Regions from separate parts of the Homo sapiens genome. Here region 1 is linked to region 2. The links are chromatin contacts, found by Hi-C in ENCODE. All regions are on one chromosome and are shown on one strand. The core of a region is the stretch at or near the end of the contact, and the rest is flanking DNA. Distances in the headings are between cores, read along the strand shown. Region 1 overlaps PRICKLE1 (prickle planar cell polarity protein 1). Region 2 holds the start of SLC2A13 (solute carrier family 2 member 13).

Region 1 (4,960 bases), core at 1,031-3,530, 2.4 Mb before region 2:
GGAGTGCAGTGGCGCGATCTTGGGTGACTGCAACCTCTGCCTCCCAGGTTCAAGCGATTCTCCTGCCTCAGCCTCCCGAGTAGCTAGGATTACAGGCGTGCATCACCACGCCCAGCTAATTTTTGTAGTTTTAGTAGAGACAGGGTTTCACCGTGTTGGTCAGGCTGGTCTCGAACTCCTGACCTCAGGTGATCCACCAGCCTCAGCCTCCCAGAGTGCTGGGATTACAGGCGTGAGCCACACCACCGGGAAGAGTGGTCTTAAATGTGCATATTTTATGGTGCATAATTTATGATGTCCCTAATTGTCACTACAAATTACATTCCTGAAGAGCAATTTAGCAGCTGGGTGCTAGTTATCTGAAGGTTTGCAGTTCTGCTGAGTTGGCTCAGCTGGTCTTCTCATTAGCTACAAGAGGCCAAACCCTGTACCTAGGGAAAGGTAACTTTTAAAGATTAAGTGAGCTGAGATGCTCAGTTCTGTATGTTGATGCCATTCTCACTGTCTCTTTTGCAGATCCAGCTCTATTTTGCTTGCTTACCAGAGGAAAAAGTTCCTTACGTTAACAGCCCCGGAGAGAAGCATCGGATTAAACAGCTTTTGTACCAGTTACCACCACATGATAATGAGGTAAAATAGCAGGAAGAAGGCTAATTAGAAAAAAGAAGAAAAAATGCATGAGAAGCATTGAGATGCTGCTCATAAACCCCAACTCCTCACTGGCGAGGGCTCCCTTTTGCCTTTCTTTAGTTAAAATTTGGCCAGAGAATACAGCTTTCCATTCTTTGAGAGAAAGAGAGAAAAGAGTATCAGTGTAATAAACTTAACACAAGTTGGTTTTTATAGTGTTTGCAGCCACCCACCAATGATCAGGAACCTACAAATTCCTGAGATTTCCCAGCCCCTGCATCCAGAGTGAATGCTTTATGGTCATTCAGGCCTGCAGTTGAGTTGAGTGCATGTAGAATGGAGAGTAAAAGTGGCAATTAACAAGTTTAAACCTTTTGTGGAAAGGTTAATGTCCTATATATATTTTTTAATTCTGTGTTGATAAGGGTTTTCAATTAAACATTTCTTATTTAAAAAAAAAGTATTCCTTCACATTGCATTTCCCTTTTTCTAGAGAGGCTGTAAAATTCAGATATGGTGTCATTTTAAAATCGTGGGGGTGTGACACAGGCGAGCTAAACTTACTGTTTCACTTCCTGAAACCCTAACTCTGGAAGTAGAGAACTGGTGAGAAAGACTGTGCACTCAGTGTGGTGTTTCTGTTTTGCTTTCTGTGAAGGTACGGTATTGCCAGTCTTTGAGTGAAGAGGAGAAAAAAGAGTTGCAGGTGTTCAGTGCTCAGCGGAAGAAAGAAGCACTGGGAAGAGGAACAATTAAGCTTCTGTCCAGAGCAGTCATGCATGCTGTGTGTGAGCAGGTGAGCAGCCCCTTCTCTGATGCGTAGCTTGTGGCAGTGATGTGGATGGGGTGGACAGTCGGGGGTAGGTGACTGGACTAGCAGAGGTGTGGGTCCTGAAAGCCTCCAGAAAATGAGAGAAAGACAGCCTAGCTTTTTATTAAATAGCAAATCATGTTTCATATTTGTAACTAGCTACACTGCTGTGTATGACAGCAGGAGTCAGTCACCCTTATGCAAACATTGGGTGAAATCCTGCCTTTGGTAGGATCCTGGCATGGAGGTAGGTGCTAGGATACATCTCGTATTCAAAAGATGCAGAAACATAATGAAGACATTCAGATCTTTGCTGGCAGTTCTCAGAGTAGGAAATGTATCCAGCAGGAGGCTGGCACAGGAAAACCACTATTTGTGTGAATCAGATTACACCGTCCTTAGAAATAGTTGTAGTATGTCTGAGACACGTGCCTTACAGTGGAGAATCACCAGTAATCCAGCATTAAAGAGCTATTTAATCACTAAAAGAGGTAGCAAAAATAAATACATTCCTGACAAATTCGAGATTTATCCTAAAGTAGGAAAGCCTGAGAATCCTGTCTTTAAAAAATGATCCTTTTACATTCAAACCCATTTGTTTGTAGTGTGGTTTGAAGATAAATGGAGGTGAAGTTGCAGTGTTCGCCTCCCGTGCGGGCCCTGGTGTGTGCTGGCACCCATCCTGTTTTGTCTGTTTCACGTGTAATGAGCTGCTGGTCGACCTCATCTATTTTTATCAGGATGGAAAAATTCACTGTGGCAGGCACCATGCAGAACTGCTCAAACCACGGTGCTCAGCATGTGACGAGGTAAAAAAAAGTTCATCCTTTCACACTGGGAAAAATAAGCTTAGATTAAGCCAATATTCCACTGTTTACATCAAGCAAAATACTAAAATTTCCTGGATTTTGTTCTGTGTGCATGTTTTAAACATAATCCTGTACATTCATACAATGAAATGATCTATATTTGGTTGCTGCAAAAGTAATTGCGGTTTTTTGCCATAATGGTCAAAACCGCAATTAATTTTTCACCTTCCTGATAGAAAGGGAAGCAGATGTCTTTGTACTTTGATAAGTATTATGTCTTCAGTGGGTTGTGAGAAAATACAAGCTGCAGAAGAGCATGTAGTAGATGGTCTCATTTTTGTTAAGAATTTAAAAAACAATATGATATATGTATTTGTTTATGCTCAGAAAAGGTATGGAAAGACAAATACCAAATTAATAGTAGTTACCCTCGGGGAAGGTGGGAATGGATGATGGCTTGAAAGGAAAAATTTTTTCCCTTTAGCTTTTTATTTTAAAATAATTTTAGATTTACAGAAGAGTTGCAAAGCTATTACAGAGAGATCCTGCATGCCCTTCTCCCAGCTTCCCCTGACACTAACGTCTTACATAACCATAATATATGTATCAAAACTAAGAAATTATCAGCAGTGTAATACCATTAACTAAACCATAGTCTTTGTTTAGATTTTCCCAGTGTTTTAACAGATGCTCCTTTTCTTATCCAAGATCAATCCAGGGTGCTTCATTGCATTTACTCGTTGTATCTTCTTAGTCTCCTTCAATCTATGACAATAAACTTTGTTTTTATTTTTATACATTCATTTACTTTATACATTTTTTTCAACAATGTTCTATTTGAACATATTTTTGTTTTTGTTTTGTTTTGATTTATTTTTTTGGGATGGAGTTGCTCTCTGTTGCCCAGGCTGGAGTGCCGTGGTGCAATCTTGGCTCACTGCAACCTCCGCCCCGCGTGTTCAAGTGATTCTTGCACCTCAGCCCCCCGAGTAGCTGGGATTGCAGGTGCCCACCACCACGCCCAGCTAATTTTTTTTTTTGTATTTTTAGTAGAGGCGGGCTTCACCATGTTGGCCAGGCTGGTCTCGAATTCCTGACCCCAAGAGATTCACCTCCCTCAGCCTCCCAAAATGCTGGGAATACCAGGGTGAGCCACCATGCTCCGCTGAACATATTTTGGAAACCAAAAATATAAAAAAAATGAAAGAACCTGCCGGGCTCGGTGGCTCACGCCTGTAATCCCAGCACTTTGGGAGGCCGAGATGGGCAGATCACGAGGTCAAGAGACAGAGACCATCCTGGCAAACATGGTGAAACCCCGTCTCTACTGAAAATACAAAAATTAGCTGGGCATGGTGGCATGCACCTTTAGTCCCAGCTACTCAGGAGGCTGAGGCAGGAGAATTGCTTGAACCCCAGGAGGCGGAGGTTGCAGTGAGCCGAGGTCACGCCATTGCACTCCAGCGTGGTGACAGAGCGAGACTCTGTCTCAAAAAAATAAAAAATAAAAATAAAAATAAAAAAAGAACCAGACTAGACCCCATGGTGAGACCCCGTCTCTGTCCCAAAATGTTTTTCAAATTAGCTGGGCATGGTGGTTGTGCCCTTGTGGTCCCAGCTACTCAGAAGGCAGAGGTGGGAGGATCGCTCAAGCCCAGGAGTTTGAGGCTGCAGTGAGCTATGATTGTGCCACTGTGCTCCAGCCTGGGCTACAAGTGAGACCCTGTCTCAAAAAAATAAAGAGTCCTTAATCTAGAGATGGCCACCAAGTCAAATAAAGCATTATCAACACAAATGCTGTTCACTCAATTCCAGCATCTGTGTAGCTATAACTGTGTTGAGTCCACAGACATTTTTATGAGTTTTCTTTCTACTAAAACACCAAATTATTTCACTAAATTATTTCCGTGTTAATGTGTTCTTTGCCAGATTATGCCAAGAAAATGTTATTGGGGAGCAAAAATATGACCAAATGAATTACCTCCGGTGTAGAATTCTGTTTTTTTAAAGTCAAAGCAAGCATTTATTATTTAGTTTGTTTTCTCAGCACTGTCAATTTATGCTCTAGTTTGTAGCTAAATCAAGTGTTAGATTTAAGCTTGTGACTCTAAGAAACAAGGTTAGCTATCTGATTTTTTTAAGAGCCAGTGTCTGTCCATTGCCCGGAAAACATGCAGTTACTTGGCCTTTAAAATAGTTCCTAATGATTTTCTTTCATTCTCTGGTTTCACATTTCTTTTTGAAGATAATTTTTGCTGATGAGTGCACAGAAGCTGAGGGTCGCCATTGGCACATGAAACACTTCTGCTGCCTTGAGTGTGAAACGGTCCTGGGAGGACAGAGGTATATCATGAAGGACGGCCGCCCCTTCTGCTGTGGCTGTTTTGAGTCTCTCTATGCGGAGTACTGTGAAACCTGTGGGGAACATATTGGTAAGTCCACAGCCAGCCCGTCTGCCCTGTCACCTAGCCATTAGTCTGTCTTGGATTATCCAGTCTTATTTTTTCTTTTTCTGTTTTTTAAAGTTGAGATATAATTTACATACAATGAAATGTACAGATCTTAAATGTTCCAGCTGATGAGCTTTGACAAATGAACAGAGAGTTGATTCTTGTTACTTGCAGTAGTTGTGTTCTGTGACGTTACTGCAAACACTGGATTAGTGAACACTGAACCATTGCTCATGGGGGAATACAGGGTTAGGTTCCTG
Region 2 (5,610 bases), core at 866-3,365:
AATACTCTGCCTCAGCCTCCCGAGTTGCTGGGATTACAGACGCGTGCCGCCATGCCCGGCTAACTTTTGTATTTTTAGTAGAGACAGGGTTTCACCACGTTGGCCAGGCTGGTCTTGAACTCCTGACCCCGTAATCCACCCGCCTCAGCCTCCCAAAGTGCTGTGATTACAGGCGTGAGCCACCGCGCCCGGCCTCCGATGCCTTTTTTTTCACGTCACATTTCTTTTAAAATGTAACCTGACCGCAGATACATAACTGTCCTAATACGGAACAGAATTTTTAAAGTAGTTTCTTGTTCTATGACCCCAAAGCTGAATTTCAAGCAAGGAATGCTCAGGAACCAAGATGTTCACTGCACCAGCTGAGACAAAAAGTAGTTTATTTTCATCTCAGCAAGAGGGAACTGTCAAAGAACCAGATGCTTCTCATCTGCGGAGCCCTTCTCTTCAGAAGCCGTGGGAATTGGCTCACCACCAGGGGGCGCAGTTTTACTATACCGTAGCATGCCGCGGAAAAGGCGCGCTCTCACCTGCAATATTGTCCGAGGTCTGAATATTAAAGAGTTCATTGCTGCAGATCTAAAGGCTCTCTCTGTTTAACTGATGCCTGGGAATGACGGTAGAGCCTTGCTTTAAAGCCAGACGATAACATTTAAATAGTTAAGCCGTCTGGCTTCATTAGTTTATTTTTCCTTGTTGCTGGCAAGGAAAGTACTATATTGTAGAGATAATCGTGACTGATAATCAAAACGAAAGCAGTTTTGACAAATTCTAATATAAGTTTTTACTGAAACAGGAATGACAAAATCCTTTTGTCTGAAAGGAAAAAAGTTATAGCTGCATGAAAAATAGGCCCCAGGCTAAGAAAGCTTTTGCTCAAATAAGGGAAATAAAAGAGCAGTGGAATTGTAGGAATAGAATCATATGATGCTTGACTTTTTGCCCTCAGCCTGAAGAATGAAAGCAAATTAGAGGCACAAAACATCTTTAGCAGTCCCAGCTGCTAGGAAGGCTGAGGCAGGAGAATCGCTTGAACCTGGGAGGCGGAGGCTGCAGTGTGCCGAGATAGCGCCACTGCACTCCAGCCTGGGCGACAGAGCGAGAATCTGTCTCAAAAACAAAACAAAACAAAACAAACTATCTTTAGCCCCTGATGCGCAACTGTATATTTTAAAAACATTTAAATTAAAGGGGGAAACAAACCCCAAATGAACCAACAACTGTTAATTCACTCAACAGTTTAAAAAATTGGTTGCAAATAACGTTATCTTTGCTTTGTTTCAAGTAAATGAGGCTGTTAAAACAGTGCCTCATGGAGGGCAACAGTGGGGATTCTCAGGAGAGAAGCTATCCTACCTTTTGGTTAGCATGTTGGGGCGGGGAAATGGAGACTGCCTGCCGAATCACAAATCAGGGTCTTGAGTTTTCTTTCTATTTCTGGGAATTACCCGTTACATGAGTGGAATGCATATATGTGAATTTTCTTTTACAGGTCGGGGATCCATGGAAGGAGGGTTTGGGATTCACCACAGAGATATGTTCTCTGTCCTCAAAGAATCAAATGTACCATTCCTTTAAAATAAGCATAAATTGAGGAGGGACTGGCGATGAGAGTGGAAACTAGCTATAGAAATGGGAGCATGCAGCCCTGAATTGCTCCAGAACAAACACATTTAATGCCAGGGAAGTAGACCACGCTGGGTAATGTCACAATACTATAAAAGGAAGGGTACTTGCTAGGTCCTATTCTAGGATATTTTTTCCAGCCCTCTCTCTAGGCTGCTGGAAGGACAGTGAGGCTGGTTTAGGTGCTCTCTCCCTCCTCTCCAAACACGGCAAACATTCTGGGTGGCTTCCCGTCTGGAAGCCTGTTGCCTGATGGCATCGCCACATTGGCTTGCTCCACCGCTGCAGCTCGGAAGGCAGGGTTAATTCCATACGGTTGCCAGAGCCCTAAATGAGGGAGCCTAGGTCAGAGGTCGCACCCACCGGGAGGGCGGGGTTTAGGGGTCCGGGGCGGGCTGAGCCTGGCCCCGCCCAAGGAGGGGGCGGGACGTTTCCCGGGCCCCGCCCCGCCGGCCCGGGGTTGCACGTGACCCGCGGTCCCGCCTCCCGCCCGCTCCGCAGCGCCAGCTCGGCAGGCGCGGGGCGTGAGTGTGGAGTGAGACCCGCCGGGCTCCAACTCCGCAGCGTCGGAGCGCGGCGGGCAGCAACTTTCTCCCCGGAGCGGCCGTGGCGGCGGCTGCTGCCGTGGCAGCCGGAGCGGAAGCCGGGAGGAAGAAAGCGGCGGCAGCGGCGGTTGCTCCCGCCGGCTCGGGCTGTCTAGCTCGCCGAGACTGCCGGCCCGCGGAGCCGCGTCCCCCCGGGCAGCCCCGGGCCCCTGCCCTATGTCCCGCAAGGCAAGCGAGAATGTGGAGTACACGCTGCGGAGCCTGAGCAGCCTGATGGGCGAGCGGCGCAGGAAGCAGCCGGAGCCGGACGCGGCGAGCGCGGCCGGGGAGTGCAGCCTCCTGGCTGCCGCCGAATCGAGCACCAGCCTGCAGAGCGCGGGCGCGGGCGGCGGCGGCGTCGGGGACCTGGAGCGCGCGGCGCGGCGGCAGTTCCAGCAGGACGAGACCCCCGCCTTCGTGTACGTGGTGGCCGTCTTCTCCGCGCTGGGCGGCTTCCTGTTTGGCTATGACACCGGGGTGGTGTCAGGGGCCATGCTGCTGCTCAAGCGGCAGCTCAGTCTGGACGCGCTGTGGCAGGAGCTGCTGGTGTCCAGCACGGTGGGGGCGGCTGCCGTCTCGGCGCTGGCCGGAGGCGCCCTCAACGGCGTCTTCGGCCGCCGCGCTGCCATCCTCCTGGCCAGTGCCCTCTTCACCGCCGGCTCCGCGGTGCTGGCTGCGGCCAACAACAAGGAGACACTGCTCGCCGGCCGCCTGGTCGTGGGACTCGGCATCGGTGAGTTCGGGCTCCGTGAAGGGCGCCCGGGATCCCATTGTCACCGCCCTTGACCCTGGGTGTTGCGTGCCTCTTGCCCATCGGGGTCCCCGTCTGGTCTCCCAGGGTCAGAGAATCCTCCACTTCTCTGGCCTCCAGAGCCCATCTGTTTGTTGGTCCAGCCTCCAAGGCTCTCCCGGGAGGTGGGAGGGTCGGGGGGGAGGGGGTGTCACTCTAGTCTCCCTCGAGCGCACGTGGAATCTTTGATAGGCCACGGACCAGTCAGTCCAAGTGGTTGTTGCCTCTCAGCACTTCCAGAAACCTAGCTGAGCACCAGCTCTTTCCTTGATCCAGCCTAACCTGATGCTGCTTCTTGAGCTTACGAGGGTCTCTGCTTTCCTGCACTGTCCCACCTTGCCTCTCCACTGCTAGCCCCTTTCGTTTTCTGGGGCTCCCAGCCTGGAACCTAGACCATCGTCAAGTTACAGTGAGATAATATTTAGAGTTAAGTAATTCTGGACTCTGAAAGGTTTATTAGCGACCCCTGCCCTCTTTGCTTATCTAGCATTTGTCTTTAGATGGCATCTCCTTTTGCTTTTATGCTTTTTCTATTGCCTTTCAGCTTTCATTCTTTTCCCAAGTAAATTCCATTCTCCTCTGTTTTTCCAACTTTTTCATTTGAATCCTTTTTTATCCATTCTCCTCTTTGTTTTTCCTCTCCTGCTTTCCAGTTGGGAACCAAATTATCTATTAAAGGTCATATTCACTTCCTTAATTCATTTAGGAGCTACTCCCCCTGTGGATAAATGCCCCGCAAGATAAATGTTTGGAATTTACTTCAAAAATGAAGGCATTAAGGTTCTCCTGGCGTTGAATTTTTTTCACCCTGGTTGCTGAGCAGGGGAGGTACAATTGGCAAGTTTTTGGCAGAGGGAAGCTATTTGGAATGTGCTCTGTATTATTAGAAAGCACTTTTGAGGGAAAGTGGGGGGCTGTGACTTAAATCTCACTAGTAATTTTTCTAAGACACACCGCTGATGCTTTTTTAATGTTTCGTTTCATAATTCAGTTTTTTGTTTCCCTTAGGGTGCTGTTGAAGTATTTCTTCCCTATGGCTGGGGCTTGATGAAAGCGCTTTAAACCTGGGGCTGCTGCTGATCTGTGTATTCACCACTTGTTTGATGTTTGTGCTTTTCACCCTTTCTCTGTGGGTTCTGAAGGGAAGCAAAGGCCATATATTCAACTCCACATGCGGGAACCATGAGCCTAAAACCCAGCTCACTGCACTTTATATTCAAAGTTTGTCAGTAGTGACCTTCCTTTTGCTGTTTATTGTACTGTTAATTAGCAAAGGTAGGGCAAAGCTCTCCGTAACATATTAAGTTGGCACAAAAATATCCAAAGTGACCAAAAAATCCAGCTGAAATGAAACCTATTTGTGTGGAAACTACTTGGGCCTTCAGGACCCTTCAACAAATAACCTGCTGTTTAAGTGACCACGATTCTTTTCTCAGCATTGTCTGCTTGGGACATCTGGACCTTTTTTGTTGCTTCTGACATAGAAATAACATCATTTTAGGTAGCAAGAATTGTTCTGTCAACCTCAATCTTTTCTGTAATTTTGAAATTGAATCATGCTTTGCAGAGCTGTCTAAATGAAGCTTCCTAGTGTTTTGCTATGGCAGGTATTGGTTAAAATCTTGGGTATTATGTTTACTCTTTTTATCTGACCTGCGAATTGAGCCCTGTTCTGTGTAAGGTCCCCTTCCAGATGTTGTGAGCTGAATAGTGAGGAGAATGTATTATACTTTAGTAAATGTAGCAAGCTGGGGCAAAAGCAACGTAGAACTTGCTAAGCTTTATAAGATAGGTTATCAGAGATGGCTGATGAATTCAGAGGGGGTACAGTTATCTCCAACAGAGGGAAGCCAGAAGCTCTTACCAATGGAAATGGTATGTTGACATGTCAGTATTTTAACAGAAACGAGGAAAGGACGTTCTAAGCAAGGGGCAAAATGGGTAAAGGAAGGAAAGCATAGGGCATACTTGGGGAATAGGTGGAAGCAGCAATAGAGGACAAAGCAGGAGATCAGATTGGAAGTGTTGGTGTGCAAGAGCTGTGGAGGCCTCTCTGTCTTGCAGCCTCATTCTGTGGTCTCTGGGCTGGTTGGTTCAATAGAGAAGCCCAGTTTAGATATGTTCTCCATTCAGTTCTGGTGTGGCCCATCTCACTTCCAGAAACATACCTCTCAGAATAGAAGCCCTGAGGCAGTTTCGTAAAAGCCCTCTTCATTTACAAAATGAAGAATGTTTTAAGATCATAAACAGGCTTTGAAATAGGCCGCATTCAAAACAAAACAGTAATGAAATAAATCCACTTCAAATTAGGATTAAAATTAGGATCTATGCAAAGCATGTAATTATACACATAAAATCATTAAAACTTACAAAGAAAATCACTTTTTTTTAAGCTACAAGGAAATGGGTTCCTAACATGAGCATTTTTTGAGGGACATTAAATCAGTTTGCTTGTTTGGTACACAATCTGGGTTAATTTTATGCCATTGTTTTTTAAGTAGTTAAATTTTATGTGTAGTCAGGGATTTGTTGTTTTGTCCTTATGATATTTAGGAAATGTTGATGAATAACAAAATGTGGCTTTTGATACCTTTTTCAGACAAGTTTGCT

Evidence for each region. Hi-C counts contacts between places; a loop is a spot of excess contacts on that map. Pooled maps may share reads with other maps.
Region 1: a pooled map shows a loop between it and region 2 (4-fold over the local background). The contact joins the enhancer-like site here to the promoter of SLC2A13 in region 2. A Hi-C loop is called at or near these places in 2 of 50 pooled maps.

What each region holds. Positions count from the first base shown.
Region 1 is chr12:42,465,916-42,470,875 of GRCh38, reverse strand. PRICKLE1 (prickle planar cell polarity protein 1) reads left to right here. Exons shown (of 8, transcript NM_153026.3): 3 at 517-630; 4 at 1,289-1,426; 5 at 2,047-2,250; 6 at 4,496-4,682. Among named protein-coding and RNA genes, the nearest start is that of PRICKLE1, 120 kb to the left of the region's middle. RefSeq lists enhancers at 1,213-1,262, 1,273-1,372, 4,912-4,960. Within about 2 kb of position 2,280, at least 8 of the 41 ENCODE cell types and tissues checked have a DNase peak (open chromatin) inside an H3K27ac peak, as active enhancers do.
Region 2 is chr12:40,102,586-40,108,195 of GRCh38, reverse strand. It overlaps SLC2A13 (solute carrier family 2 member 13), which reads left to right and starts at 2,115. Exons shown (of 10, transcript NM_052885.4): 1 at 2,115-2,943. The coding sequence starts at 2,388. RefSeq lists silencers at 451-580, 1,962-2,211, 2,232-2,491, 2,512-2,581, 2,592-2,681 and an enhancer at 792-961.